Linked DNA regions of Homo sapiens: regions 1, 2, 4 and 5 are each linked to region 3. The links are chromatin loops, found by intact Hi-C in ENCODE. Cell type or tissue: endothelial cell of umbilical vein. All regions are shown on one strand. Links, peaks and the distances in the headings refer to the core of each region. The heading gives the core; the rest is flanking DNA.

Evidence for each region. A loop is a pair of places that touch in the nucleus more often than their neighbours do. Peaks named below come from ENCODE experiments on the same cell type or tissue, not always from the same donor. Only the 100,000 strongest peaks of a DNase experiment are listed, where the experiment ranks them.
Region 1: a loop joins it to region 3, with 27 times the contacts of the local background. A loop is called at or near these places in 3 of 110 quality-filtered maps.
Region 2: it touches region 3 in a loop (8-fold over the local background); 103 of 110 quality-filtered maps call a loop at or near these places.
Region 4: it touches region 3 in a loop (6-fold over the local background); 65 of 110 quality-filtered maps call a loop at or near these places.
Region 5: a loop joins it to region 3, with 5 times the contacts of the local background. A loop is called at or near these places in 5 of 110 quality-filtered maps.

What each region holds. Positions count from the first base shown.
Region 1 is chr7:131,069,311-131,075,365 of GRCh38, forward strand. The region is part of intron 2 of LINC-PINT (long intergenic non-protein coding RNA, p53 induced transcript); the gene reads right to left. Among named protein-coding and RNA genes, the nearest start is that of LINC-PINT, 38 kb to the right of the region's middle. RefSeq lists enhancers at 671-815, 3,599-3,743, 4,435-4,579 and cis regulatory regions at 743, 3,671, 4,507. In endothelial cell of umbilical vein, for the core only: a CTCF peak has its summit at 2,586 (motif pointing right); DNase peaks (open chromatin) are centred at 2,741 and 3,381; H3K27ac peaks cover 1,245 bases.
Region 2 is chr7:131,510,882-131,516,936 of GRCh38, forward strand. It overlaps PODXL (podocalyxin like), which reads right to left. Exons shown (of 9, transcript NM_001018111.3): 2 at 1-552. Among named protein-coding and RNA genes, the nearest start is that of PODXL, 43 kb to the right of the region's middle. RefSeq lists an enhancer at 2,393-3,252. In endothelial cell of umbilical vein, for the core only: a CTCF peak has its summit at 2,845 (motif pointing left); DNase peaks (open chromatin) are centred at 1,490 and 2,820; H3K27ac peaks cover 2,024 bases.
Region 3 is chr7:131,651,279-131,657,333 of GRCh38, forward strand. No RefSeq gene overlaps it. Among named protein-coding and RNA genes, the nearest start is that of PODXL, 98 kb to the left of the region's middle. RefSeq lists enhancers at 1,154-1,721, 4,802-5,353 and silencers at 3,412-3,706, 3,452-3,746. In endothelial cell of umbilical vein, for the core only: a CTCF peak has its summit at 3,607 (motif pointing left); a DNase peak (open chromatin) is centred at 3,563.
Region 4 is chr7:131,554,236-131,560,290 of GRCh38, forward strand. It overlaps PODXL (podocalyxin like), which reads right to left and starts at 2,393. Exons shown (of 9, transcript NM_001018111.3): 1 at 2,025-2,393. The coding sequence starts at 2,124. RefSeq lists silencers at 2,014-2,523, 2,604-2,663, 2,694-2,813 and an enhancer at 2,781-3,328. In endothelial cell of umbilical vein, for the core only: no CTCF peak of the experiment used is centred there; DNase peaks (open chromatin) are centred at 2,416, 2,776 and 4,036; H3K4me3 peaks cover 3,487 bases; H3K27ac peaks cover 2,253 bases.
Region 5 is chr7:131,578,999-131,585,053 of GRCh38, forward strand. No RefSeq gene overlaps it. Among named protein-coding and RNA genes, the nearest start is that of PODXL, 25 kb to the left of the region's middle. RefSeq lists enhancers at 2,711-3,315, 5,275-5,775. In endothelial cell of umbilical vein, for the core only: no CTCF peak of the experiment used is centred there; a DNase peak (open chromatin) is centred at 2,763.

The sequences.
Region 1 (6,055 bases), core at 594-5,593, 580 kb before region 3:
GACTCATTCTTGACAGTTCTTGCTGACAAGCAGTCTTAGTCACAAACAAATAGGGCTTCACGTTCAGCCAGACTCTAAGTCTCACCGTCCCTCTGGGAGGCAGCAGAGAGTTCCAGCTAACTCGAGAAAAGACAACACAGCCAGAGAGGATGGCTGCCTGCAGGCTGACAACGCTGTTTCAGAGCACCCTAACACTTTCGACACAAGTAGATTACACCGGGGGAAGAGTTTAGGGATGAACACGGGAAAAGTACATAAAATCTAAGCAAACAAACAAAGCCCTCCTCCAAAAAAAAAAAAAAAAAAAAAAAGAAAAGAAAAGAATTATTAACACCAGGGAAAACAAAAAGTTGTGCTGGAAAGAAAAGGCAACCATAGATTATATAACTCAGCTGGGAATAATGTTTTCAAAGTCCTAACAATGTAAATGCTGAATTATTCAAAATGTAATTATAATGAAAAGAAAAGGGCTATGCACATGGGGTGGGGGTGCATAAGATAAATTCTCCTGGCCGGGGCGGTGCCTCACGCCTGTAATCCCAGCACTTTGGGAGGCCGAGGCGGGCAGATCACGAGGTCAGGGGATCGAGACCGTCCTGGCTAACACGGTGAAACCCCGTCTCTACTAAAAATACAAAAAAAATTAGCCGGCGCGGTGGCGGGCACCTGTAATCTCAGCTACTCGGGAGGCTGACGTAGGAGAATGGCATGAACCTGGAAGGCGGAGCTTGCAGTGAGCCGAGATGGCGCCACTGCACTCCAGCCTGGGGTACAGAGCAAGACTCCATCTCAAAAAAAAAAAAAAAAAAAAAAAAGATAAATTCTCCTTTATCATGAGAGGTCAAAGGTAATGCCTAACACTGAAAAAGTAAGAAGAGGATAGAGCAATGCCTGTTTAGAGAGCTGGAGGTAAACAAGCAGAACAATCCGCTCTAAGAGTTGAGCTCAGAGAGCAAGGGATGGGGCAGGAGTGACAGCGGGGAGACTGCTGGTCTTTGTAACAAGCCTTGTACCTAACAAGCTCTTGGAATATGCGGGTTGTGTGCATGTACAACTTTAGAGTTAAATTAACACTAGTTTAAAAGTGGCCAAGTAGAGACTAGAACCCAGAGTTGCTTAGTTTAGTGCTTGTGCCACTGTATAATACCCTTTATAAAAAATTACATATATTTTCCACTCTTGAATATAGAGAAAACAATGATATTTTATCAAAACAATGTAATGTACTATTGTTCTTGTCAAGGGTATTGTGTTTTCATTTCATGGACAAAGAAAAAAATCAAATATTCAGCAGTTGAATTGCAGACATACCAGTCTATAATAGGGGCAGGGAAAAACACAATATTCTTGAGTAAGACCTTCTCTGTTAAGGGGCACTCTTTTATTACAGAAACACATAAACACACACAATAAAATACAATGAGGTATCTCAGCACTTTGGGAGGCCAAGGTGGGCGAATCACTTGAGGTCAGGAGTTTGAGACTAGCCTGGCCAACATGGTGAAACCCTGTCTATAATAAAAATAAAAAAATCAGCCGGGCACAGTAGCGGGCACCTGTGTTCCCAGCTACTCGGGAGGCTGAGGCATGAGAATCGCTTGAACCCAGGAGGCGAAGGTTGCAGTGAGCCGAGATCACGCCATTGCACTCCAGCCTGGGTGACAGAGTGAGACTACATCTCTATACAAAAAAAAACCAAAAAACAACAACAACAAAAAACAATGAAGTAAGCACCATAACACTTCCTTGCCCTGCCTTGGTTTCCGCATTTTTTTTTTTTTTTTTTTGGTTTTTTTGAGACGGAGTCTTGCTCTGTCGCCCAGGCTGCAGTGCAGTGGCGCGATCTCGGCTCACTGCAAGCTCCGCCTCCCGGGTTCACGCCATTCTCCTGCCTCAGCCTCCCAAGTAGCTGGGACTACAGGCGCCCGCCACCACACCCGGCTAATTTTTTTTTTTTTTTTTTTGTATTTTTAGTAGAGACGGGGTTTCACTGTGTTAGCCAGGATGGTCTGGATCTCCAGACCTCGTGATTCCCCCGCCTCGGCCTCCCAAAGTGCTGGGATTACAGGCGTGAGCCACCGTGCCTGGCCGGTTTCCTCATTTGTAAAATACCTATAGAGTTTTGTGAATATGTAATGAGGCAGTACCTATATAGTGCTTGGTGCACTTCCAAGCAGGTAGTAATTACCTGCTAAGTCATAAGAAAAATAAGTCCAAATAGACAAACTCATGTCTGTTTGATTTTAAAGCCATGCTCATTCCTTTACATCACATTTCTAAAATAATCCTATTACCACCTTATTAGACAAAACACTGATTTTGATTTTACTCCTGGGTCCACGTGGCATTAAATAAGACACATTGTGATACATATGTATAAAACCTGAGGGTTAGAAAATATTTTCCAGCTCTCTATTTACAAATATTTTATTTATTTAGAAATAGTCGCTTAAAATATGTCTTAAGAATTTGCACAATTAGAAGTGAAGTTCCTGACTTATCAGGACATAAAACTTGTAGTCAACTATTTTCAATAACCAGCAAGTAAATGATTTGTCACTAGATGGCACTGTATTGGATAATATTTTTAAAAACCTTTTTTAGCACAATGAGATCCAACTTGATTTGTCAAATTAAAAGAATATTTTCTTAGTCACAGGATGAGATAGGAGGTCGGCACAGGATACAGGTCACAAAGACCCTGCTGATAACACAGGATGCCATAAAGAAGCCGGCCAAAACTCACCAAAACCAAGATGGCAATGAAAGAGACCTCTGGTCGTCCCCGCTGCTCATTATACACTAATTATAATATATTAGCATGCTAAAAGGCGCTCCTGCCAGCGCCATGACAGTTTACAAATCCCAAGGCAATGTCCGGAAGTTACCCTATATGGTCTAAAAAGGGGAGGAACTCTCAGTTCCGGGAAATCTCCACCCCTTTCCTGGAAAACTCATGAATAATCCACCCCTTGTTTAGCATATAATCCAGAAATAACTGCAAGGATACTCAGTCAAGCAGACCAGGCCGCTGCTCTGCCTATGGAGTAGCCGTTCTTTATTCCTTTTCTTTTTTTGAAACTTGCTTTCACTTTAAAAAAGGAATATTTTCTTTCCAAAGGAGAGGGTAAGATTAAATTACTTCTGTTTTTTAAGTTATTTCATGGCTTTAAAAATTGTTAGGGTTTAATGGAAAAGAAAATAATGATATAATCAAGTTAAATGTCATTTTTAAACAAATCTGATACCTGAATAGTAAATAACTATTCTGATATCTTTTAAGCAGAAATAATTACAAATATCTCTCCTGTTTCCAGTATAACAAATAAGTACAAACACATACTTAACTGCACAACTGCAGTTTGTACTGTTAGCATTTGGTTAAGGGGAACTACATTTCCCAGAATCCTTTTCTATACATGATTCTAGGCTACAGCTAGAGGAATTCAAGAGGTATTCACTTGAGATTGGGAAGGAGGAGCTGCAGCAGCAGGCACTGCTCTCTCAAGTCATTATCCTCTTCGTGGTTAGAGGTGACAGACACAAATGCTGGCAGGGCCCAGCGTGTCCTAACACACCTCTACTCTGCTGTCCAGGTCTCCCTCACAAATATTGAGCCTATTGGTCAACAAGGGCTCCGGGCCCACCACCAGATGCGTGGCAGGAGACAAGGAAGTGACATTCAAGAAATAGTTCCTTATTAACCAAGGTATGTTTAGCAAGCTATAATAATGCAGTACATGAGTGAGGCACCTCCTCACACGGTAGCTTCAGTGTGTTAATAACGTCCTATTAATTGTACAGAATTATATAACCTTTTGTATGGGTCAAATATTACATAACATTTTTTTTTAAAGAACAAACCACATCCCAGGCCAGTCAGTAATCTATTTAAATATTTAGAGATAAGTAAGTTGAGACCACAATGTCTGAGCAAAAGAGTCAGCTAAGGAAATCCAACTTCACCACTCCTTTATTATTTACCAAATTATTATCTGGTTGTTTCTTTCATTTTGCCTGAAAACTTTCTAATATTACAGACTCCGATCCTTAACAGCCAGCCAAACTCCTAAGTCTGTGAGCCAACCACCAATATGGCTTAGTCTTTAATTTACTTTCAGTGCTAATAAACTAGATCTAGTGCTGGAACCCATAATGGGTGCAAAAACAGACTCAATAATTGTGTACTAAAATAATTAATGATTAAGTCATCTTCATATCAGATGAGTCTGATTCAACTCCCCTAATGGCAGAGTTACCACAAAGTAATACAAACAGGCCAGGCGTCCCAGCACTTTGGGAGGCTGAGGCGGGCGGATCACTTGAGGTCAACAATTCGAGACCATCCTAGCCAATGTGGTGAAACCCCATCTCCAAAAATTAGCCGGGCACGGTGGCAGTGTGTGTAATCCCAGCTACTAGGGGGACTGAGGCAGGAGAATCGCTTGAACCCGGGAAGTGGAGGTTGCAACGAGCCAAGATCACACCACTGCACTCCAGCCTGTGCGACAGAGCGAGACTCAGTCTCAAAAACAAAAACAAAAAACAAAGTAATACAAACAAAACATCAAAGCAAACAGAAAAATACAGTCCACTTTTGTGGATAAAAAAATAAGGTTCTGTGTCTGCCATGTTGTTTCTTGTTTGCCTCTGGCAAGTCATCCAGTGACATACAGTCTGAGTGATTGCTTCCAATATAGGTAACTCCCCAAGCCATACCTCTAACACTGGACATCAGCAAAGCCAGAACCCCCTGGGTCCATAAAGCACCTCTGTTCATTTGTGTGTGTTGTCAGTGTTCAGAGAGGGCTCACTATGCTCTGGGGAGTCTTCTAAACCCTTTACAACCATTATCTCATAGGCCTCCAGCCATCCTTATGACATAGGTACTATTATACATATCCTGGTGTTGACATGCACTAGATATATAGCCTTGGAAGGTTTAGTAGAGATTGAGTAGCTTTTTCCAAGGCTATACATCTGGTACATTGCAACACCAGGGTCTGAACCAGCTTGGGTCTGACTGCAGAACCCCAGTTCTCAACCATTAAATGATGGTCCATCGCCTCCACCCCCATTACATGAGAAAAGAATAAACTCTGCCTGATTTATCTTTATATCCTCCAAAAGTATGTAATGAACTTGTATTTAGTATGTGTCAACAGTTATCTGTTGACTAAATATATTCTGAGTGAGAAAGTTAGCTGAGGTACTACTGCCTTTTATCAAAGAATAATTCCTGCTCCAATTTAAACTAGAGAAGACAAGGCTTCAGAAAACCTAACAGCAATGCAGACAATGAAGACAAAAACCAGGGATAAATTGTAATCGGGTAACCCCTACACCTCAAACTTATCCCAGTTTTTAGGATTCCAACTACATTACAGGACATGCACCTAACACTATCGTCATACCTTTAGTTCTATTGACTATTCTGGGCTTCCTCCCAAAATGAATAAACTCCAAGTCTCTGCCCCTCCTGGACCTACTTAACTAAGTGGGCCAAATCCAGCCATTTTCTAAGAGATGCCAATTAGAGAATAACGTTACGTAAGGACAGAACACTGTTTAAATAGGGTATCTTTCTGCCAGTCCCCACTAGTAGGTTTCACACTTGGGTTTTGTCACCCTATCTTAATTGAATACATAGTTTTCTCCTGTAAAGACACAATATTTTGCTTTCTCTTATCTGCTAATGAGAGAATCCTACTTGGTACTCCGCAGTGAATAATAGACTTCGAGTTTGTTCAAAAACACCAAAAAATTTACTGCTATGAAAAACAAAAAAATTACTGCTATGTATCCTGGGAATTCAAATGCTATCCATCTGGACTACATTTTACACATAAAAATCTCACAGTATCCAATTATCATGGTAGGTTTAAAGCAGGGGTATCCAATCTTCTGGCTTCCCGGGACCATACTGGAAGAAAAATTGTCTTGGGCCATACATAAAATATACTAACACTAATGATAGCGATTAGCTAACAACAACAACAAAAAATCATACAAAAAAAAAATCTCATAATGTTTTAAGACAGTTTACTAATTTGTG
Region 2 (6,055 bases), core at 368-5,367, 140 kb before region 3:
TGCTTGAACTGCTTGAAATTTTCATAAGATGGTCATGTCCCGAGCTTGTTGGGGTGGCCACAGGATGCGTCGAAGTGGGTTGTCGGGGGCTAAGTGGACTTGTAGGGTGAGGGGTCGTCAGATGTTCTGCCTTAGTGGATGTGAGGTCTGTGGTCACACTGTGGCTGCTTTTCCCCCCAGAGTTTGTTGTATCTTCTGCTCCATTCTGGCTGCTTGTGGTGTTAGGTTTAGCTGTGGCTGTGGAGGTTGCAACTGTAGTGGTGTCTGCACTTTTTGTGCTCTTGGGGCTCTCGATGGTGGTAGTAGGGTTGCCTGAGCCGCCTCCTCTAGCCACGGTAGTGTTGACTGGGCCTGAGACTTGCTGAGCCAGGGTTGTAGTCCCCGGTGAGTCACTGGATACACCAAGGGTGGTCGCCTTGACCGAGGCCAAGATTTCGTTGGCCTTGGAAGTGGGGACTGTGCTCTGCTGGGCTGTATCTGTAGCCATGATGGTGACACTGGATGCTGGAGTCGGTGCTGTTTTGTTAGATGAGTCCGTAGTAGTCTGGGTTGCTGTTTGTAAAGATAACAGAGAATGGAGTTAGGGCTGGGAGGCTTCCTCACCACGCTTCTCCAGCTCTTCCCCAGGATTCAGAGGCCTTGCTCGCAGCCCTGCTGTCTGCCTTGCTAAAGGCCTGGGTCTTTGGTGAATCCAGAATTTTCGGAGGTTCAAGAAACCTCTTTTTTCTGTCTTTTTTTTTTCTTCTTCCTTTTTGTGGAGAATGGGGTCTTGCTATATTGCCCAGGCAGGTCTTGAACTCCTGGGCTCAAGCTATCCTCCCGCCTCTGCCTCCCTCAGAGCTGGGATTACAGGCGTGAGCCACCACGCCTGGCATGAAACCTCTAAGAGGGCAGCTTGGAGTGCAGCAGGGTCAGAAAAGCAAAATTCTGCTGAAGGCGAGCCCAGGCCAATGAGGCCCACCACACGTGGAGGCTGTCATGCATGCCCTGCCCTCCCCGTCCAGCCCCACACACATCCCCTTTAAGTTTCTCAATATGCTACCCCAGAACCAGCTGCCAGGAACACCTCTGTCTCCTCCTCCCCAGCTCCCAGGCACGTGGCCCACAGAAAATTCCACAGACTAATGCTTCCTGAACTGCCCTGGCCCTGTTCTGAGCTTAAGCAAAAAAGACATGGGCCCTGTTCTCATGGAAGTTATATCTAGGAGAAACTGATGATAAACTGAAATTACACAAATTACTATTTCAGTACTAGGTGAGCTGTGCCAAGAAAGAAAGGCCGAGTGCCCGGACTGCATGCAGCATGGTGGCTTCACCTGTCATTTCTTGAGGAAATAGGATCTGTGTCAGGCAATGGAGACACAATGGTGAACACGACACAGAGAGTCGTACCCTCAAGAAGCTAACACTCTGGTGGGGAGGCAGAGACTAACCACCTGGACAGAGCAGCCGTCAAATCTGCTTACTACACGGAGGAAGTGAGGAAGGAAATGATGCAGAGACGAGCGGGGAGGGACCATGTCGAATGAGGGAAAGAAAGGCATCTCTGCGATGATGGTTAAGCTAAGCCCTGAAGGATAGCAAGGAGAATGCTGTGTGAAGAATGGGAGGAGAAGTGTCCCCAGCAGAAGGAACAGAATCTGCAAAGCCCCCGAGTAGGGAAAGCTGCTGACAGAAGACAAGCAGGAATGGAGTTTGGTAAGGAGGGGTCAGGTTCAGGGCTGAGAAAATGCAGGGTCTTATGACAGTGATAGCAACTGAGCGTCCAAACCAGACATTTTTGAGAATAAAAGGCCCTCTTAAAAATCACATTCAGCCGGGTGTGGTGGCTCATGCCTTTAATCCCAGCACTTTGGGAGGCTGAGGCAGGCAGATCACTTGAGGTCAGGAGTTACAGACCAGTCTGGCCAATATAGAGAAACCCCATCTCTACTAAAAATAAAAAATAAATAAGCTGGGCGTGGTGATGGTAGTAAAGTAACTGGGCGTGGTGATCCCAGCTACTTGGGAGGCTGAGGCAGGAGAACGGCTTGAACCCGGGAGGCAGAGGTTGCAGTGAGCCAAGATGGCACCACTGCACTTCAGCCTGGGCGACTGAGCAAGACTCCGTCTCAAAAAAAAAAAAAAAAAAAATCACATCCTACGCAGAAGAAGGAGACATAAGATCATACTCCTCAGAGGCCAACATGCAGATTCCAGATTTTATTCTTGGTGCAAAAAAGAAGCCACTGAAGGCATTAAAGCACAGAAGTTTTATAGGATGACTTACAGAGAAACCTGTTCCTGCTGCTTTGGGGAATGCAGACTGGAAAGAAGAGTGTGTGGAAGAGGAAAGAGAAGTTAGGAGGCAATCACAGTAATCCAGATGGAATGAACAGCGTTGGCCACAGGAAGCTATTGACACTGGAGACAAAAGGTGGAGAGAGTCAAGACTGTTTTGGAGATCAACTGCTTGTTGATGTCCTAAGTGAGGGAAGAAGAGAATCTAAGGTGATTCCTAGTTTTCTGTCTGGAGCAGAAGGGAGTGGTGGGAAGGGGGCTGATGGCTGCATCCCGTACTCTGTGCCAGCCAGCACCCATACCATTTCTCTATATTTGGGAGTTCCGCACCCCGTGAGACTTGATGGCAGCAGAATCTGCCTCCTATGTTGATGCTCCTATGAAAATGCCAGCTCTTTGCCTTGCCAGCCTCCCCTGGGATGAGCATAAGCAGGTGGCAGTGCCACCATGAACGTGCAGTCTCATTCCAGCCGTGACGGGCTCTGCAGGCAGGAGTGGTGACATCATGCATGGAGGTGAGGCCAAGCACTCATCCTGGGCCGCAGCGCCACCTAGTGCTTGGCATGGGTAAGCAGCGCTGGCCTCCCTGAATCTACAGCCTGGCTTGAGTGAGGTTCAAAGTAGCCCTGCATGTGGCCTCCAGCAATCCCAGCTACTCCATACACTGGACAGTATCCCCATATCTTTTACACACACATTTTGCTACTGAAAAGCAGAAATGTTTATCAGGAGTAGCCGCCAGCAGCAAGACTTCAAGGATTGGTTGTCAGGCCTTACTGGGGACAAAGGGCAGTCAAAATTCTGCAAGTATTAAGGAATACTTGCAAGTGTCCCATGATATCTCAAGGATAAGCAGTCACATTATCACCTCTAATCTAGAGTGAAGTGCCCAGGAAGTGGCTTTGGTGTGGCCCAGTGGCTGCTGCCAGAGTATGAAAGGCACACTCACCAAATGTGTTTTAAAAAGCAATACAGGCTGGGTGCGGTGGCTCATGCCTGTAATCCCAGCACTTTGGGAGGCCAAGGCAGGTGGATCACCTGAGGTCACCTGAGACCAGCCTGGCCAACATTGTGAAACTTCATCTCTACTAAAAATACAAAAATTAGCCAGGCGTGGTGGCGGGCACCTGTAATCCTAGCTACTCAGGAGGCTGAGGCAGGAGAATAGCTTGAACCTGGGAGGCGGAGGTGTAGTGAGCCAAGATTGTGCCACTGCACTCCGGCCTGGGTGACAGAGTGAGACACAGTCTCCAAAAAAAAGTGGGGTGGCGGGGGGAACAGTGCAATGTGAGGGTTTGACAGGCATTTTTTCTTCTTAGTAGTTCATAAAGTAACAGTGCTTCTTACTATTGATGGCATCATAGTGTCATCTGGCAAGATACTAGATTGCTAAGGGACTATATCAGCATATTTAGGGAATTAAGAAATTGGTGGGATGATTGTTTTTTGTTTTGTTTTGTTTGTGAGACAGGATCTTGCTCTGTTGCCCAAGCTGGAGTACAGTGGCACAATCAGGACTCACTACAGCCTTGACCTCCTAGGCTCAATCAGTCCTCCCACCTCAGCCTCCGAGTAGCTGAGACCACAAGCACGCACCACCACACCCAGCTAATTTTTTTTTCTAATTTGTAGAGATGAGATCTCACTATAATGGCCAGGCTAGTCTCAAACTTCTAGGCTCAAGTGATCCTCCAGCCTCGGCCTCCCAAAGTGCTGGGATTACAGGTGTGAGCCATGGCACCCAGCCCTGGATGGTTGCTTCTTACAGTGGTGAACAGCTTAAAACAGGATTTGTCAACTCTGAAACTATTGGCATTTTGAACTGGATATTTCTTGTTATAGGCAGTTGTCCTATGCATTATACGCAGAATGCTGAGCAGCATTCCTGGCCTCTGTCTATTAGATGCAAGTAATACACATGCACGCCCCTTTCCAGTTGTAACCATGAAAAATGTCTCCAGATATTGCCAAATGTCTCCTGACGGCGACAAAATCACTGCCAGTAAAAACTACTGGTTTCAAGAAAGAGAACAACAAATTCAAATTCCTAAACCTCCTATAAAAGCACAGACTGAAAACCAGAGACTTTCCAAGAACACATTCAAGGAGTCTCTTTGTTTGCAGCTGAAGGGCTGAGAGGGCCCTTTAAAAGACTTTAAAAGCTTAATTCCGTGAGTTGCCGAATTAGGGTGTTAACTTAATTCATAAGCTCACCAGGTCTCTTATGTGAAAATAGGACCTAGAGAATTTTTTTTTTGAGACAGAGTTTCGCTCCTGTCGCCCAAGCTGGAGTGCAATGGTGCGATCTCGGCTCACTGCAACCTCAGCCTCCCAGGTTCAAGCAATTCTCCTGCCTCAGCCTCCCAAGTAGCTGAGATTACAAGTGCACGCCACCATGCCCAACTAATTTTTTGTATTTTTAGTAGAAATGGGGTTTCACCATGTTAGCCAGGCTGGTCTCGAACTACTGACCTCAGATATTCCGCCCACCTTGGCCTCCCAAAGTGCAGGGATTACAGACGTGAGCCACCGCGCCTGGCCAACTTAGAGAATTAAATGGTGACATGAGAGGGTGTAGATGAATCAGACTACCCATAAATCTCCATCTTCAATGGAATTCACTTGCCAGGAAGCTCTACCACTGCTCTCCTGTAAGATCCTCAATAACCTCACTTCAGCTCATTGGCACCGAAAGCCAAATCTCATCATGATCCCCACTGCTCTTTATTTTCTTCATACCTATAACAACAGTCAGATTCCAATATGTCCCAGGAGGAAAAACACAGACTCTGACCTAGGAGAAGGCTCACACACTAAAAATATCTACAAAAAAACTTGCAAATATTTATGGATATTTAACATAAGGGTGCTGTATCAAAAGGAGGATGATGATAATTTTACATCAGGCTGAATTACCCAGTATGGGTATGCATAGCATAGGTTTTGGATCCAATATGCTGACTCAAGCAGCTACAGGTAGTTCTCATTGCTTTCTTAGTTGGATGACTGAAACCTGGACTCAATGGAAACCTACATTAAATAAAGCTGAGTTGTCAGAAATTCCCTGGAACAATGTATAGGAAGAAATGAAAGTCTTGGCTGGGCACGGTGGCTCACGCCTGTAATCCCAGCAATTTGGGAGGCTGAGGCAGGCGGATCACAAGGTCGGGAGTTTGAGACCAGCCTGGCCAACATGGTGAAACCCCGTCTCTACTAAAAATACAAAAATTAGCCGGGCGTGTTGGCGCATGCCTGTAATCCTGGCTACTCAGGAGGCTGAGGCAGGAGAATTGCTTGAACCCAGGAGATAGCACCACTGCACTCCAACCTGGGAGACAGAGAGATACTGTGTCTCAGAAGAAAAAAAAAAGTCTTGGAGAAACAGAGTGTTTATCATGTATGTCCTGCTCACTCATGCTCTGGTGTGTCATGAGAACTCAAATGACACTCCCTTTACAAGGCTTTAAGCAACATAATTCATGACTTCTGAGATTCACATCTTTCCATGTCTCTGAAATGAGAATGTATTATAAATAATTGTGGGTCACGCTTTGACTGTGGTGCTTTTTTTTCTCTTTTTTTTTTTTTTTTTGAGACAGGGTCTTGCTCCATCACCTAGGTTGTAGTGCAGTGGCATGATACACTGCAGCATCAACTTCCTGGGCTCAAGTGATCCTTCTGCCTCAGCTTCCCAAGTAGCTGGGAGCACAGGTGTGCACTACGACACCTGAGAAATTTTGTAGAAACAGGATCTCCCTATGTTGCCCAGGCTGGT
Region 3 (6,055 bases), core at 486-5,485:
ACAGCCCCTGGCAACCGCCATCCTACTTTCTGTTGCTGTGAGGTTGAGTTCTTTAGATCCCTTAAGTAAGGGGAATCTTTTCATGGACATATGTGTAATCATTCACTTCACCTCAAGGTTCTTCTGTGTTGTGGCAGGTAGCAGGTTTCCTTCCTTTCCACAGCTGCATCAAGTTCTGTTGTGTGGAAAGAAAACATTTTCTTTCTTTCTTTTTTCTTTGGGCGCAATGTTGGCTCACTGCAACCTCCACCTCTCAGGTTCAAGCGATTCTCCTGCCTCAGCTTCCTGAGTACCTGGGATTACAAGCACACGCCATCATGCCCGGATAATTTTTGTATTTTTAGTAGAGACAGGGTTTCACCATGCTGGTCAGGCTGGTCTTGAACTCCTGACCTCAGGTGATCCACCTGCCTTGGACTCCCAAAGTGCTGGGATTACAGGCGTGAGCCACCGCGCCTGGCCGAGACCACAGTTTCTTATGCCACATTATCTTAGCATGGGGTACCTCGCATCTGTTGTGTGATGTGTCCAGCCTGGATTCGGACTATGCTGTTACTGGCCATTATTGCACACCCACTGAACTCCAGGGACTGTTTTAACGTCTTAGGTGACGGTCTTTAGGAAGTTCTCACACTTTCGGGAACCTCCATTGCAGGTGGAAAAGGTCTTTGTTCCTCCCGCCTCCCTGACCCCCAAGAACACGGTTGTTCCACCAGAACAAGCCCTCATTCCTTGGCCATGTTTACACGTTCTGAATGAAGGATTCAGCTAGGAACCTCTACTGCTTTGGGAAGCATTTCAAAAGATAGAAATAAGAAAAATGAACAAACATTCCTGCATTTTTGAAATGGTGACATTTCATTTGGGCCTCACACCCACTGTGTGAGATTTGTGATCTCCACGTTTGGGATGAAGAAATGGATGTGTGAGGTGGAAGAAGGGATGGGAGGGGAAAGGGTAGCTTGGAGCAGGGCTAGCAGGAGGCAGCGAGGTGCTCAGGCTGTAGTACCTGCCCCGAGAGGAAGCGCCCTGCACATCTGTGCCCTGGGTGCTCACTTGACTCACCTAAGTCCTAGCTCTGGGCAGGAGGCTGAGCCTGAGAGAAGCCCCCCCAAGGCCAGGAGCAGGTGTCCACACCCCAAGGTCTGAAAGCCACCCTAAAGTGGGTTCAGGGCTGTAAGGGGCTCCGTGTGGGAAGTCAGGAAGGCCCCCGGGGGCTGAAAACAGAGTTTGACCTGAAAGAGGCCTGAGCCCCAGGACCTGCACTGTGTCTGAGTTAATTGTCCCCACCCTCTGCCTGTCCCTTGTCTTAGGTGTTCAGTCCTAATTACTGCCTTTTTTTTTTTTTGAGGCGGAGTCTCGCCCTGTCGCCCAGGCTGGAGTGCAGTGGCATGATCTCGGCTCACTGCAACTTCTGCCTCCCAGGTTCAAGCGATTCTACTGCCCCAGCATCCCGATTAGCTGGGATTACAAGTGCGTGCCACCACGCCCAGCTAATTTTTTGTATCTTTAGTAGAGACAGGTTTTCACCATGTTGGCCAGGCTGGTCCCAAACTCCTGACCTCGTGATCCTTCCTGCCTCGGCCTCCCAAAGTGCTGGGATTACAGGTGTGAGCCACGGCACCCAGCCTTAATTACTGCTTCTTAACATCCCTACAGGAGCCACCTGAAGGTGCTATGGATGCAGGTGAAGAAATGACATCCAGGCAGGGCTTATGCAGATGCCTCTTGCCTCCAAAAGGAGGATTGGGTCCCTCTGCTGTACTTAAAACAACTTGAAGCTGGGAATTGTGGAGGGGGGGAGGGGGGGAGGGGGCCTCAGTCCCACAGAGACCTAGCTCCCATTTCGTGTGGCCAGGGTGTTGAGAACCTTTGTCCCTGGAGCCCCTGTGCTGAGTCATAAACACATGGGACAAATTCCAGCAGTAAACGACCATTCACTAAGTTGCAAGTGACTTTCTCAGTCTTCTTTGCTTTTGTGCAGAGAAGACTGAGAATTCAGCCCTAGAGAATTCAGCTCTGGTTGTGAGTGCCTCTTTTCCAGGGCAGAGACTTCTGGAAAAGCAGATGGAGCCTTGTGGAATGGGGCTCTCTGCCTCATCTGGGGAGTGACTCTCGATTCCCCTCACCTGTCCCTCCCATCACACCTGGGCTTCTTTGCGGTGACAGGTGTGTGTCTGGAGAGGGAGTAGAGTGGAACGCAGGTTTGGTTGTGGGATGTGGGGGTCGCAGAGGTGCACCCTGGGATCTGAAGGCTGGCCTCTGTCCTCCCATCTGGACGGGCAAGGAGCTCAGCCTCCCAGACTCTGCTTTCTGACTCATCTAATGGCAGTCCTCATAATTTCCTCCTAGGATGGTTGAGACGGTCAAAAGGAAAGCAGGTGGGAAAACTCCTGGCGAAGCAGAAAGTGTTCCGCTGTGGGGAGGTTTTATTTTTCCCTCATGAGGAGTGGACGGTGGAGATGGGGGGACAGTGGGAGGGAAAGGCCTGGGCAGGCGTGTTTGGGAAAAGATGATGAAGGGCACTTTGGAATTTGTAGATACCAGGAGACTAAGGGGAGGAGTGCTGTGGGGGGTCATTTGGGGTTGGAGGCTGAATAAGCAGGGTGTGGAGTGGGGCAGAAGAATCCAGCATCTCCCAAAGTGGAGGGATAGTGAGCAGTTGCTGCGTGTGTGGGGTGTGTGTGTGTGTGATGTGTTTTGTGTGTGCTGTATGTGTTTGTTGTGGTGTATGTTGTGTGTGCTGTGTGTGGGTGCTGTATTGTATATGTAGGGTGTGTATGCTGTGTGTTGTGTGTGTGGTGTGATGTGTGTGTGTTGTGGTATGTGTTGTAGTGGTATGTGTTGTGGGGGTGTGTATTTGTGTGTGTGTTGTGTGACGTGTGTGTAGGGTTTATGTGTTGCATTATGTGTTGTGTGTATGTTGCGTGTGTTGTGTGTTGTCTGGTACATTGTATTGTGGGTGTGTGTTGTAGGGATGTGTGTGTTGTGTGTTATGTTGTGTGGGTATGTGTGGTGAGTTGTCCATTGTGTGTTGTGTTGGGTGTGTGATGTGTGTTGTGTGGTATGTTGTACTGTGTGTGTGTGTTGTGGGGTATGTGTTGTATGGATGTGTGGTGAGTTGTGTGGTAAATTGTGTTGTAGGGGTGTGTGTTGTAGGGGTGTGTATTGGGGTGTGTATGTGTGGTGTGTGTTATGTGATATGTGCATTGTGTTGTGGGGTGTGTGTCGTAGGGGTGTTTGTGGTGTGTGTTGGGGTGTATATGTGTGGTTTGTGTTGTGGGTATGTGTGTGTAGCTGATGTTGGGATGCATTGTGTGTTTTGTGGGTGTGGTATGTTTTGTGTGTTGTGTTGTGGGTGTGTATTATAGGGGTGTGTGTGTTGTGTGTTGGGGTGTGTGTGGCGTGCCTTGTGTGGTATGTGGTACATTGTGTTGTGGGGTATGTGTTGTAGGGGTGTGTGTGGTGTGTGTTGTGCGGTGTCCTCCTGGGCATGTTCCCACCTTGGCAGTGCTGTCTCTGCCTGGGCCGCCCTTTGGGCAGCTGCTCCTGAGCCCTGCCTGGCTTAGTTGGCCTGTGCCCGCCACCTGGTGGCCGAGAGTGGAAGGGCAACCGGGCGTCTCACCACGGCCGTGGCTTGGGCGCATCCTCTTTTGAGAATAGGTCCTTGTTCCCCTCTTTGCTTGTGTCTCTTCTCCTCAGCGTCTTGCCTCTACCTCCTTCTCTCAGCTCTGTACCAAGGGGGTCGGATTTCAGGTTTCCCTAAACGTCTCAGCGTGAATGGGAGTGAAGTCTCCAAGGCTGCCTGCCTCCCAGGGCAGTCGTGAGGATGACATGGCTGAGGAGGGGGCTGTGACAGGATGTGGCAGCTCACAGGCTCCTCAGGCATGACAGGAGAGGTACAGGATGAGCTTGCAACCCCCTCAGAATCAGGTGGCTATTGTGGAGCAGCCCCTCCAGGATCCCAGCACAGGTTCCGTCCCTGCCAGTTTACGGGAAAGGTGGCCAGGTGTCAGCGGTCAGGCATTTCTACTCCACGTAACACCCACCTGCTGTGTATTTTCTATTAAGGATTTTCAAAAAAAACAAGGGAATTATTTGAGACGCATAAAGTTACATTGTGTGGATTTACTAAGCAATTAAAGCAAATGCTGTGAGTAATTGCAGATGTGCTGTCCAGGTATTGTTCTAGTTTTAACTACTGATCCCTTCTCCCTAAAGAACAGGCCCTGGTCCTTTAGACAGAGCTGCCTGGGCTGATAGCTCTGCCCTAAGTGCGCGATGATTCCTTCATTCATTTGTACATTTGGTTACTGATGTAACAAGTATTCATTAAATCCGCAGCACGTGCCTGGCACTGTGCTACATACTGGGGACAAAAAAGATGAACAAACACATCCTGCCCTCCAGGGTCCTGACTACAGCTAAGAGGCCACATCAAGATAAATGCAACAAGCCTGCATCAGGGGGCTTCACCTGAGCCAAGGCTGTTGTCCCCAAAGCGTCTGACATGGGGGCCTTTAAGAGTTAGTGTTTCAGGAATACACACACCGGTCTTTTCAGACTCATCTGTGTGAAACTCACATTCTGATGCTCTGAGATTCTGATGCAATCGGTCTATGAAGCTCCCGGAAGCCAGGTGTGTAGCCCCTTTTCTAGAACATGACTGGGATAGGAGAGTGGAGACAGGGCAGGGGATTTCAAGGCGACAGGCTGGTGCTGCCTGGGGAAGAGGGGCTCTTAGAGCAGCCAGGCACCTCTGCTGATTGGCCTGGACCTAGGAGGCCAGGGCCCCATGCTCTGTGCTGTGGGCTCCCACCAGGTAGCAGCGGCCCCCACAGAGAGAGTGCGGCCTGCCAGTGGCAGCTTCGCTGTCTGGCACAAAGTAAGTGAGGGTTTAATGACATTGCCATGATGTCTTTCTTTTCTTGGGTTCCTGCTGCCTGCACCTGGCTGAAATACAGCGGGGTGGGCTGAGGCTTCTGTGTTCTCTTGGAGTTGATGGTCACAGCTCCTTGATCTGACTGGCCTGGCTTGACTGGATCACAGAAAAAGCTGCTTATTCACCTAAACAGGCCAATGTCACCAGCAAGACTGACTTGGGATACAAAGCAACTCTGTATCTATGGCTTATTTCCAAAAGGATGTTCTATAAACATTAACTCTATGTAATTTATAATATTAATAATATAATTAATATCACAATATTGTATATAATATATAATCAATATAATCATAATACAATATTATAAAATTAATATAATGTTATAATAGAATTAATAGTTACACTATCATATAATACAATTAATATTTATAATATAGTTAATTTTTATAATATTAATTTATGAAAATTTCAAATGCAGAGAGGGAAAAAATGAGAAGACAAGAGAAAAATGAGAGATTGATGGTCAACTTAGGATATATTGGTAAAACATAATTTAAGTTGTAAAAATAAACAGTTTTTTGAAGTAGCTACCCAGATGTTTTGATAAAATGACTTTTCAAGAGGTGGGGGTTGCATTCAGCATTTCCCAGGTACATTTGGTCATGGAGTCCTTCCTGGGAACCGCCTCTCCACACTACAGTTTGGGGAATATCAGTTTGGGAAACATTTCTCTATGGTTTTACCTTCTTCTTCTCCACCAGCATCTGACGCAGAGAGAATAAATCAGTAATACTTCAAGCCCTGCTGACATTCTCCACAAGGGTGTTACCACCCGAAGGGGATGAAATTGGCTCCTGAAGAGCAAAAAAATCTTTTTTTCTTTCTTTTTTTTTTTCCTTAGAGACAGGGTCTTGCTCTGTTGCCCAGTCTGGAGTACAGTGGTCTCGCTACGACCTCAAATTCGTGGGCTCAAGTGATCCTCCCACCTTAACCTCCCAAGTGGCTGAGACTACAGGTGCAGGCCAACATGCCTAGCTAACTTTAAAAACTTTTTGTAGAGACGGGGTCTTGCTATGTTGCCCAGGCTGGTTTCAAACTCCTGGCTTCAAGCAGTCCTCCTGCCTCAACCTCCCAAAGTGTTGGGATTACAGGTGTGAGCCACTGTGCCCA
Region 4 (6,055 bases), core at 453-5,452, 97 kb before region 3:
ACTGAACAGACCAATCTTGCCGCAACATGCCCCCCACAAGCCTTTTCTGGCCTCAATACATGCAAATCATCATCACCATCATGATCATCATCCTCTCCCCATCCCCCACTTAGCACTTTGCACTTTTCTAAGTGCTTCCCAACAGTGCTGCATACTATAATGCATACAGTGCTCAGATAGGCCAAGTTACTTGCTGGTTAGAGCAGGCACTGGGTTATGGTCATTTTTGTTTGCCACATACCAAACTTCTGCCATGTGCCAAACCCTGTGTTAGGCCAGAAGTGGTGCTTCATGGAAGAGACATGGTTTCTGGCAGTGCCCAGGTGCCAGGAAAAACAGTGCCATCCTTGAAGCCAGCAGTGAGCTGGAGTCAGAGCTTTGCCCACTGGTGACTTATGAACATTTCCTTTTAGGGCAGACAGGGAGGGTCTTGTCCCACAGTGCCTCCCACTCCTCAAAGGAAGGGTGGCTCAGCTTCCTTAAGCTCAGAAGCACTAGGGACTAACCCCTCTTTCCTGACACAGCCCAACGCCCTTCTGGGTGGTTCTAAGAGGCTTCCCAACAAAAGGTTCGTATGAAGGCCCACCCTGAAGTCCAGCTGTCCCCAGAGTAGGGCTAAGGAGCCACCATACTCTCGTGTCATCTCAACCCTGCATGTCGTGTGGCTCTTCAGTGATTGCCACTCTGAAAGCTGTTCTGACTGTTCCTCACACTGCAGCCCCTCTTCCAGGGACACACATTCTTCCCCCCGCCGGGACCTTCCCTTTCTAGTCAGGCTGGTGGAGTCTCCCGCCGGCCACAGGAGGATGCCCACGCCTGCCTGCTCCCTGAGTGCCAGCGCCTGCCCACTACCAAAGGTTTCCTGCGGTGCAGAGGAGAGACTGTACTGCCCTTCCATCTCCCCTGGCCCCTTAGAGTCCAGTCCCAAACTGCCGGCACCTGCTCACAGCAGAATCCCTACCCTGTCTGTGCTGTCCCCGCAGTCCTCCTGGCCCTAGGGTGATCACACCACCTCAGCTCTTCCTGCAGACATGTGCTCAGGTGGGCAAAAGAGAATGAGAAATGCACCTCTCCCGTGGGGCTGAGCTGACTCTGGCTGTTCCCTAGGGGCTTAAGAACACCTGTTCTGGTTGAGTTTGCAGCCATCGCCTGTCCCCCAAAAGGGAAAGAGTAACATTTCACCTTGAAAAGAAACAGGGAGGGGATGTTTCTGAGGTGCAGGTGTTTCATGAGAGACAGGTACATTTTCTAAGGTGTGTCTAAAATGCAGCCCAATCCTATTCTACGAGAGAGAAGTTCCCGTTTGAACAAGTTCCCGTTTGAACAAGAGGATTCGAGGGGGGTCTCACCATCGTAGCCACGCACTAAGAAGCGATTGTTTTAGGGACACGGAGGTAGGACCCCCACTCAGCCAGGTGACTCTGGGACTGTGGAAGGTCCACTTACGACTCTGTACCTGCCCCAGCACGGGCTCAAGGAGTTGAGCCTGCACACATTACTTAGAAAAAACCTCTGCAAACGGGTAAGTACATCGCCCGCGTGGGCCGTGGCTGGAGGCTTGTCACCTGCTTCAGGGACTTCCTCGGGAGCCTCTCGCCTGCCTCTTTGCCTGGAATTAACGAATACACACTACAGCCCCTCATTCCCTCCAACACGAAGGAAAGGTGTAATCAGATCCCGAGAGTCCCGCAGAAGCGTGGAGCCTCGCGGTGCGGTCTCCCTTTTCTTTCCCATGCAAACCCACTTAGCACCGGCGCGCCCCTGTTTGCCCGGGCAGAATCCACCGCCCACTCCTCCCGAGTGGAGAGTGGAGACGAATCTACGCCCAGGCCCTGCACCTGCCGCGCTGCGGAGTTTGGAGGGGGCGTGGATGGTGCAAGGTCAGGGCTCCGTGTGTGACCCCGGCGGTGATAGGGCTGCTCGGGGTCGGACCACGCGGCGCGCCGGGCTTCCCTGCAGCTCGGCCGGGCAGGGGGCACATGGGCACGGTGGGAGTCCCGGCGGAACCCAGGCCGGCCACTCACCATTCTGGGAGGGCGACGGCGACGGCGACGGCGACGACGGCAGCAGCGGCGGCGTTGACAACAGTAGCAGCAGCGCCGAGAGCGCCAGCGCGCAGCGCATCGTGTCGTCGCCTCTGGGCCGGGAGCAGGTGGCTGCGGTGCCGGCGGAGGATCCGCGCGTCCGGGCGGTAGGAGCGTGGGCGCCGCCCGGGGAGGCCTGTGGGTGGCTCCGGAGGCCAGGCTGTGGCCCGGGGCTCCCGAGTCGCGCTGCGGCGGCTCTTCCTCCCTGCCGCTGCAGCAGAGCCGGGCTGGGGCGCAGAGCCAGTGGCAGAGGAGCGGCGGCGGCGGCGGCTGCGTCCTGGGCGGCGTCTGCGCGGCTGCGGCCCCACTGGCGGCTGCGGCTACTCCTGGCCCGTCCCGTCAGCGCCGGCCCCCGCCCCCGCCCCCGCCCCTCCCCCTCCCCCAGGAGCCCGCCAGCGGCGGCGGCCGGGCCGGGCGGGGCCGGGGCCGGGGCTGGGCGGGCGCTGGGCCGTGAACAATGAGCAGAGGAGGAAACTCCGCCCTGGAGCGCGACGGGCGGGAGGGCCGGCGGCCTCCGCGCCTTGGGGGGCTGTGTGTGCGCGGGGGCCAGGGCGGGGGGCTCCTGCGGTGCAGCCGGGCCCCGTCCACAGGTGTCCCGAACAGGTGTGTCCCCCCGAGTGCTTCTAAGTGGGCCCGGCGGGATCCCCCAGCACACCGCCGGGGCCCTCGCACTACGAGCAAATCCGGAGCGGGCGGACCCCCAGCCTTGCGTGGTAACTGATAACCATTCACGGCCTCCCGGGCTGCTGCGCGTTCTGCAGCGACCCCGGAGAAGCTCATCTCCCACCTGCCAAGTGCAATTCACCTGCCTGTGGGGCCCCCATCCCGCACGGCTTCTGAGCGGGGTCTCTCTGCAGCTAGGTGTGCAGCGGGCAAGCTGGACTAATTCACTCCTTCACCTCTCCAAGGGTAGGTTCCTTACCTGTGAAATGGAGATGATGGTTAAAAAACAACAGCAACAACAATTTCAGGGATGAATGTGTGCCAGGCTTTACATATATTAATTCTTTTACTCTTCATGACAACCATATTTTTAGCCTCATTTTGCAGACAGGGCAATTGAGTCAAAAAGAGGTTAAGAAACTTCCTGAGGCCACATAACGGGTAAGTGGCAAACCTGCCTCTGAGAGAAGTTTGGAGAAATACCGTGCACCGTGCCTGGAATATAGTAATTGCTCTGCAAGGAGTGGTTATTACTCTTATTCCTGCTATATAAAGAACAGCTATAAAGATTAGGGCTTTTGGGTCAAAACAGGCTGGGGCTCAAAACCTAACTGTGCCAATCTATTAATTGTAAAACCCTAGGCAAGCTATTCTCAGTACCTCATTTCTTTTTATCTGTAAAATAGGGATAATAACACCTACCTCAGGGGGTTGTTGGGAAACTTAAATGTGATCTTACAAGATAATACTTAGCCTAGGGCCAGGAACACAAAAGTCTCAATGAATGAAGTAGTTCGCCCTCCAAGTGAGGATCAGAGATATTTGCACACTGGGGGTGGGAGTGGGTGTTGGAGAATTCCGTAAACTGAGTTTATCCGGTGAAAGAACAAAGAAGTTCCTTTCCCCTCCCCCGCTCCCCTCCTTTTTTCCACCCCCAAAGCTGCCTGGGAGACGCAGACCCCAGGCCCGCCTGAAGAGGAGGCACATCGGCGGAGCCGGGAAGCGGAGGGGGCGAGGGGTGATTAACCTTGGAACCCGGGTACGGCGTAAATTTGGCTCACGTGACTCCGGGGTTGCTAATCTGGAGTCTATCTGCCAGATGGGGCTGGGTGGAGGGGTTTTCTCCAGGATCTAGCCGCGTCCCGGGCACAGGGGACTCCGTGAGCCCCTCAAGTCGGCTGCAAGCAGGCGATGCCTGCAGGGCACTGCGTCCCTGGAGCCGCGAAGGAAGCGCTGGAGCCCTGGCTGGGGTTCCGTGGCAGCCGGCCTCAAGCTTGGGAAGGGCTGACGGGGTTGTTTTCATCAGGAAGTTTCTGCAGGATCGTTCTGGCCCCGTTTTCCACACCGCATATGGGAAAGACAGAGGGTGTTCCCTATGAATACTCTGGGATATTTGTGTGTGTGACTATCTTTGATGTTTTTTTAGTACTGTTCCCCTGATATCATGTCAACAAAAGGCTTGTTTCTCTTCTGAAACCAAGCAATATATATATATATTTTTTTTTACACTGGGATTTTAAAAAATGTGTATCGCACTCTGATTTAAACAGTGTTTTTGCACTCAATCATTCAATTTATCTAAAAACTCAGAAGCAATCATGTTAACTTTATAAAGAGAGAGCGTATATTTTGAAGCTTAGGGCATTTTAAATTCACATGATTTGGGATTGGTGCCATTACAAGATCATGCAAAATTAAAATGAGAGCAGACATCTGGGCTTAGAGAAGACATAGAAAAGTTACAATTGTGCTGGACTCTCCCCAGTATCCAACAGCCCCCCTCAACTTATGCACAACGTGGCTTTCTGGAATGAGGCTGGCTGGGTTTTGAGGTCACTGGTGGCCACTGAGATGAGCTACCCCCAGGTAACTGGCCTGTGCCTTTGGCCCCATTTAGCATTGTGCTCTAACTAGCAAGCTCGCCAGCCCAGAACACCTGAGCTTATATTTGAAACCCAAAGCACTTTATGGGTGCTGTTTTTGAAGCTTTTCATCAGGAAGTTTCTGCAGGATCATTCCTTCTGGGATTTGTTGCATTTTGGTTATTTGTATACATGCGTTAGCTCTCCTAGCAGACATTCAGCTTCTTTAACATGGCGTCTTTCTTATTCATCCTTTACTTACTCAGACCACCAAGAACAGCACATCACTTTTTTTTTTTTTTTTTTTTTTTTGAGACAGAGTCTTGCTCCTGTTGCCCAGGCTGCCTCCGCCTCCCAGGTTCAAGCAATTCTCCTGCCTCAGCCTCCTAAGTAGCTAGGATTACAGGCATCTGCCACCACACCCGGCTAATTTTGTATTTTTAGTAGAGACGGGGTTTCTCCATGTTGGTCAGGCTGGTCTCGAACTCCCGACCTCAGGTGATCTGCCCGCCTCGGCCTCCCAAAGTGCTGGGATTACTGGCGAGAGCCACCGCATTTTTATCAAGCAAATGGTTTTGCTGCCCCATGGGCACAGAAGCCAATACTATGAAGCACTAGCTTTGGAAAAAGCAGCGGCTTTATTTGCAAAACTGGTCAGCAAAGAGACAGGAGTGAATTCAAATCTGTCTCCCCAGCCAGGCACGGTGACTCATGCCTGTAATCCCACAACTTTGGGAGGCTGAGGTGGGCAGATCACCTGAAGTCAGGAGTTTGAGACCAGCCTGGCCAACATGGTGAAACCCCATCTCTACTAAAAATACAAAAATTAGCCAGGCTTGGTGGCATGCGTCTGTAATCCTAGCTACTCAGGAGGCTGAGGCAGGAGAATTGCTTGAACCTGGGAGGTGTAGGCTGCAGTGAGCTGAGATTGCACCACTGCACTGCAGCCTGGGCAACAGAGCAAGACTCCATCTCAAAAAAAAAAAAAAGAAAAAATGTCTCCCCAGTTTGAGGCCTGGGGTAAATTTATGGGATCAGAAGGCAATGAAAAGATTTAGGAATGTTGGCTTGGCAGAATCTGATTGGAGGGCTTTAAATTTGACCATTTACAGAAAGGTATGTTGAGGCGGACTTTTAGCCCCACATCTTCCAAGCCATTGTACGTCTGGCTTCTGAGAGAGTTCTGGCATTCGGATTCCCATCAAGTCTCTTAGTCTTTTTAGTTCCAAGGGAGAATTCATTGTTTTGGGGTTGTTGTTAGAGTTCCAACTATTTTCTATTGCTTATGCTGGAGCAACGTGACATTTTGTTATCAACAGAGCAAGCCCAGTTTGGGCCTTTCCCTCAGTTACAACATCATACATATAGATACAGATACAGATCTATAGATACAGATCTTGAATGCAAATATGAATGTCACCTGGAAGATATTACGCAGGAACCCAT
Region 5 (6,055 bases), core at 343-5,342, 72 kb before region 3:
GCAGACTGATACCCTCAGTGAATTTTTTAGTAGAAAGGGAGGATATCCCATTCAACAATAATTTATTAAGTTCCTGCTGTGTTCTATAAAGGTATAATAGAGGTATATTAGCAAGGTACAGTAGTACCTCATTGTGCTTTCGACTTTTTTTTTTTTTTAGATGGAGTCTTGCTCTGTTGCCCAGGCTAGAGTGCAGTGGTACGATCTTGGCTCACTGCAACCTCCGTCTCCCAGGTTCAAGCAATTCTCCTGTCTCAGCCTCCGGAGTAGCAGGGGTTACAGGCACACACCACTGCACCCAGCTAACTTTTGTATTCTTAGTAGATGGGGCTTTCACTGTGTTGGCCAGGCTGGTCTCGAACTCCTAACCTCAGGTGATCTGCCCACCTTGGCCTCCTAAAATGCTGGGATTACAGGCATGAGCCACCACGCTGGGTGCTTTTGGCTTTCTGACAACTTCCTTTCTCCACAATAGGGTCAAACGTTAGGAAAGGGGCCTGGCGTGGTGGCTTATACCTGTAATCCCAGCACTTTAGGAGGTCAAGGTGGGTGGATCACTTGAGGTCAGGAGTTCGAGACCAGCCTGGCCAATATGGTAAAACCTTGTCTTGACTAAAAAGACAAAAATTAGCCACGTGTCGTGGTAGGCACCTGTAATCCAAGCAACTTGGGAGGCTGAGGCAGGAGAATCACTGGAACCTGGAGGCGGAGTTTGCAGTGAGCAGAGATTGCACCACTGCACTCCAGCCTGGGTGACAGAGTAAGACTCTATCTCAAAAAAAAAAAAAAAAAAAAAGGCTAGGCGCGGTGGCTCACACCTGTAATCCCAGCACTTTGGGAGGCCGAGGCGTGCAGATCACCTGAGGTCAGGAGTTCGAGACCAGCCTGGTCAACATGACGAAACCCCGTCTCTACTAAAAATACAAAAATTAGCTGGGCATGGTGGCAAGCACCTATGATCCCAGCTACTTGGGAGGCTGAGGCGGGAGAATCGCTTGAACCTGGAAGGTGGTGGTTGCAGTGAGCCGAGATTGTGCCACTGCACTCCAGCCTGGGCAAGAGAGCGAGACTCCGTCTCAAAAAAAAAAAAAAAAACCAACAAACCAACAAACAAAAAAAAGTAAGAATTAGAAAGGAAACACAAAGTCATTGATTAGTCAGAATTATGCCTCAAGTACACACATAAATCTGTGCATTTACATGTTTACTCTTAGCTGTTCATACTTGATTTGCATATAGTTATAGCAGATCAAGAAGTCACAAACTTGAAAGAGAAAGAGTTGCTGCTGTGGATGGATCCATAAACAATGGTCTAAAATTGGCCTAGGCCGGGCGCAGTGGCTCATGCCTGTAATCCCAGCACTTTGGGAGGCCAAGTTGGGAAGATTGCTTGAGCCCGGGAGTTTGAGACCAGCCTGGGCAACACAGCAAGACCCCATCTCTACAGTATCAGTTTTTAAAAATTAGCCTAAAGTCAAGATAGGAAAGAAGGAAATCTACCAAAAATGGTCATGGGAACTCAAAAAGTCAGCTGTGAGTTAGTGTGGAGGATAAATGGCCTTGTGTAACTCAATCACTTTTGTATTGACATCACTGCATGACCACATGGTACAAAACAAATCATGGAACTGCAGAACATGTGAATTAGATGAACAGTATTGTCAGGCCAACCTCTGCAAGGTGTGTGTGTGTGCCTGTAATCCCAGCTACTTCGGAGGCTGAGACAAGAGAATTGTTTGAACCTGAGAGGCGGAGGTTGCAGTGAGCTGAGATCATGCCACTGTACTCTAGCCTGGGTGATAGAGCAAGACTCTGTCTCAAAAAGAAAAGAAACTTGCTCCAGGTTGCACAGATAGCCAGGCAGTGTGAGCGTGGGAGCCCGGATCTCAAACCTAACTGGTCGGGGCTCTCTCTACCTCTCCACCCAGGACTCAGAACTGAGACCCCAAATTTCCAAGAAAAGGGCAAATTCTGTTCTAAGTATCTTATCTGAGACAGTAGGGGTATGTGTAGTTGCCTTTGGGAAGATTTCCACCAGAAATGATGCTAACAAAGAAAAGATTGGGAGCATAAAAGGGTCCTACATGCACTGTTGCCCATAAATACATATCCCAGGTATCTAGCTGACCCCCAGGATGCCAGCAACAAAGGTTATCCTATGGTAGAAAGAAATGGCCCCTTCCTTCAAGAAGCCCACGCAACCTTGGAGGGTCAGGGCAGGTGACCTGACTCACACCCAGGCAGAGGCCAACCAGGCCATGAGAACCCAAGGGTGGGGCCACAGGGAGGCCTTCTGCCAGGACAGGCTGTGATTCCCTGAAATGTGCCAGGGGAGCGTGCGGAACATCTTGTCAGATATATAAATATCAGGCAGGCTTATTGGGTGTCTATGGCCACATACTTTTAATTCGGCAACCCTGCCCCCGGTGGTGGGCACCCTGCCAGTCTGCATTCCCACATCCTGCCGCCGGCTCCTGGCCCACCCGTTTCTATATTGAGGAGCTCCTCTCCATAAATAAAGCACAGGAGTCAGGCACCAAAGAAAGGCCATTTGGAGCGCCGGGAAGGCTGTCACATGGGCCAACAAAGGGCAGGAAGTGCCGGGTGGTGGCCCCTGTGTCCGTCCCCGGGCCCAGCTCACCTGGCTGGGCTATGGGGCCTTTGTGCAAAAACTATCAGGCCCAAGTCCTGAACTTCCTGCCATTTGTCAGGCTGTGCTGTGACCCGGGGTTCACTGAAATGCTTGCTGCTCCCAACAATGCACACACACATCCTTTGGAAAAATTCTCTCTCTCTCTCCCATCCAGGCAGCAATGGCTTTTTTTGGAAGCGGCTGCAGGGATGCAGGGCTGAGCAGTGGAAAGTTAGGTTGCATTTCCCTCCTGAAGAGGCCCCACTCAGAGAGGGAAAGGAGAGGGCAGAGCCCCAGCAGCAGGGGACTGAAGCTCAGGGCTCTCACCCCAGGAGCTGTGCCGCCATGGTGTGGGGGTGTCTGTGTCTGGGACTCATTTGCTTCCGGCTCCTGTTCACCACTCCAGATGCCCCCTCCCTCCTGGCTCCTCTGAGACTCAAGGGCTTCACTGCCCAAGAGTGGGAAGCAGTGAGTGTCACAAACACCTGCGTGCCTACAGAGTCCAGTTTCCAGGAGCACAAAATCAGGACAAATGGGCTGGGTGGGGTGGCTCACACCTGTAATCACAGCACTTTGGGAGGCTGAGGCAGGTGATCACTTGAGGTCAGCAGTTCAAAACCAGCCTGGCCAACATGGTGAAACCCTGTCTCTACTAAAAATACAAACATTAGCTGGATATAGTGGCGGATGCCTGTAATCCCAGCTACTTGGGAGGCTGCGGAAGGAGAATCGCTTGAACCCAGGAGGCGGAAGTTGCAGTGAGCCAAGATCACTCCATTGTACTCCAGCCAGCCTGGGCAACAGAGTAAGGCTCTGTCTCAAAAAAAAAAAAAAAAAAAAAAAAAAAAAAGACAAATGTTTGAGACAGAGTCTAAGGGGATGGACAGCTGGGTGTGGGGTCATCCGCTGCACTGCCTGGACTAGTCATGTCCCTGGATCCCAGTCCTGATCTGGTGAGAGGACACTCAGGATAGCTTCCCCTGCCAATAACCAAAGCAAGAGATCAAATGACTACTCCACTCACTTGAGCTGTGCTCAGCCCTGGTGAGGGGCTGTCGACAGTGGCTCCCAAATGCTGGGATGGACATTGATAAAGTGGTCACCTGTCCCCTGGGAACTGAAAAAGAAAAGACATGTAATGAATCTTCCATCTTGCTAAATGTATTCCATGGAAAAGACTGTCCTCTTTTTCTGAGATTTTCTGAAACAAAGAAAAAGAAAAATATGTTGAATTTTTCTATACTGCTAAGCTTATTCAGTTTCAAAAGTTGTTTATTCCACTTTTGAAATTGAATAAATAAAGTTGTGTATTCAACTTTTGAAATTGAATAAGCTTAGCAGTATAGCGTTATTTCAAAAGTTTATTCTAGGATTATGTTCTTTCTCCTTTCTTAGTGTTAAAATGTGACTTTGTTTATGACAACACAGTAATTTAAAAAATGTGTTTGTTTGGGCCGGGTGCGGTGGCTCATGCCTGTAATCCCAGCAATTTGGGAGGCCGAGGCGGGCGGGTCACCTGAGGTAGGGAGTTCGAGACCAGCCTGACCAACATGGAGAAACCCCGTCTCTACTAAAAATACAAAATTAGCTGGGGGTGGTGGCACATGCCTGTAATCCCAGCTACTTGGGAGGCTGAGGCAGGAGAATCGCTTGAGCCCAGGAGGCAGAGATTGTGGTGAGCCGAGATCACACCATTGCACTCCAGCCTGGGCAACAAGAGTGAAACTCTGTCTCAAAAAAAAAAAAAAAAAAAAAAGGAAAAAAATGTGTTTGTTTGATAAAATAAAAAGTTGACAACCCTGTGCTAGTCTTCCAAATGAAAAATCGAGAGCCTGTGGTTTGTGAAGTTCCCAAGTGGAGGAGCCAGGGCCATGGGGGACACAGAAGACGTAGGAGACAAGGTTGTTGCCCTCGAGCTTGTGACATGGTTGGTGGGACGCAAAGCCTGTAATGTGGCACATTATAAGACCTCCCGGGTCTGTGCCCAAGTGTGTGGAAGGAGTGACTCATGCTGTTGGAACTAAGAGTCGAGGCTGGTCAGAGGCAGCACCTGCCACATCGGTCCATAGAAAGTGCTCAGTTAAAATTGGCTGAATTGGCCGGCCATGGTGGCTCACATCTATAATCCCAGCACTCTGGGAGGCGAAAGTGGAAGGATCTTTTGAACCCAGCAGTTGGAGACCAGCCTGGGTAATATAGTGAGATTCCAACTCTAAAAAATATAAATATAAAAAAGTTGGGTGAGCATGGTGGCATGTGCCTGTAGTCCCAGCTACTAGGGAGGCTAAGGTGAGGGGATCACTTAAACCTGGGAGGTAGAGGTTGCTGTGAGACAAGATTGTGCCACTGAACTCCAGCCCGGGCAACAGAGTGAGTCTCTGTCTCAAATAAATAAATAAAATAAAATAAGCTGAACCAATGAATGATGGGAAGGCTGGAAGAGGATTTAACAAAACTAGGACTTGGAGTGGGAGGAAGTCTTAACAAGGTAGAGGAAATATTGCCGGCTCAGGCAGAGGCATAGAGGCCCCAAGAGCACGTTTGTGTGGGGGTTACTGACTTAAGAGTCATGGGATTTGATGTTAGACAAGTGGAAGTGAGCCTTGAGAGCCAGACACAGGTGTTCAGACTTGATGCAGCCAGAAACAGGGAGCCATAGAAAGTTCTCAAGCAGGGAAGTGCCGAGAGCAAATGATAGCATAAGTCTATTTCTGTGACGCCTCAGTGTAGGAGACTTGGAATCCCAGTGCCCATGGGGAGGCTGTCTGAGGACTGTGGCCTGGAAGGACCGAGGGCCTGGGCTTGGGCAGTGGTGCTGATGAGGGGCACTGCTGTGGTGGCAAGGGCTCCGGAAGGTGACTGAGATTTTACTGTGGAGTCTCGGAAAGGTGTTGTTGTTTTATTTTTATCTTATTTTATTTTTGAGATACAGTCTCGTTCTGTCGCCCAGGCTGGAGTGCAGTGCAGTGGTGTGATCTCAGCTCACTGCAACCTCTGCCTCCCAGGATCAAGCAATTCTCCTGCCTCAGCCTCCCGAGTAGCTGGGATTACAGGTGACTGCCACCACGCCCGGCTAATTTTTCTATTTTTAGTAGACACAGGGTTTCACCATGTAGGCCAGGTTGATCTCGAACTCCTGACCTCACGTGAAACACCCACCTCCGATTGCCAAAGTGCTGGAATTACAGGTGTGAGCCACGACGTCCAGCCTTGTTGTTGTTTTAAAGAAGCATGCTTGGGCCGTGTGCTGTGGCTCACACCTGTAATCCCAGCACTTCTGGAGGCCAATGTGGTCAGATTGCTTGAGCTCAGGAGTTCCAGACCAGGCTAGGTAATATGGTGAAACCCTGCCTCTACAAAAAATCCAAAAATATTAGCCAGTCATGGTGGTGCATGCCTGTAGTCCTAGCTACTAGGGAGGCT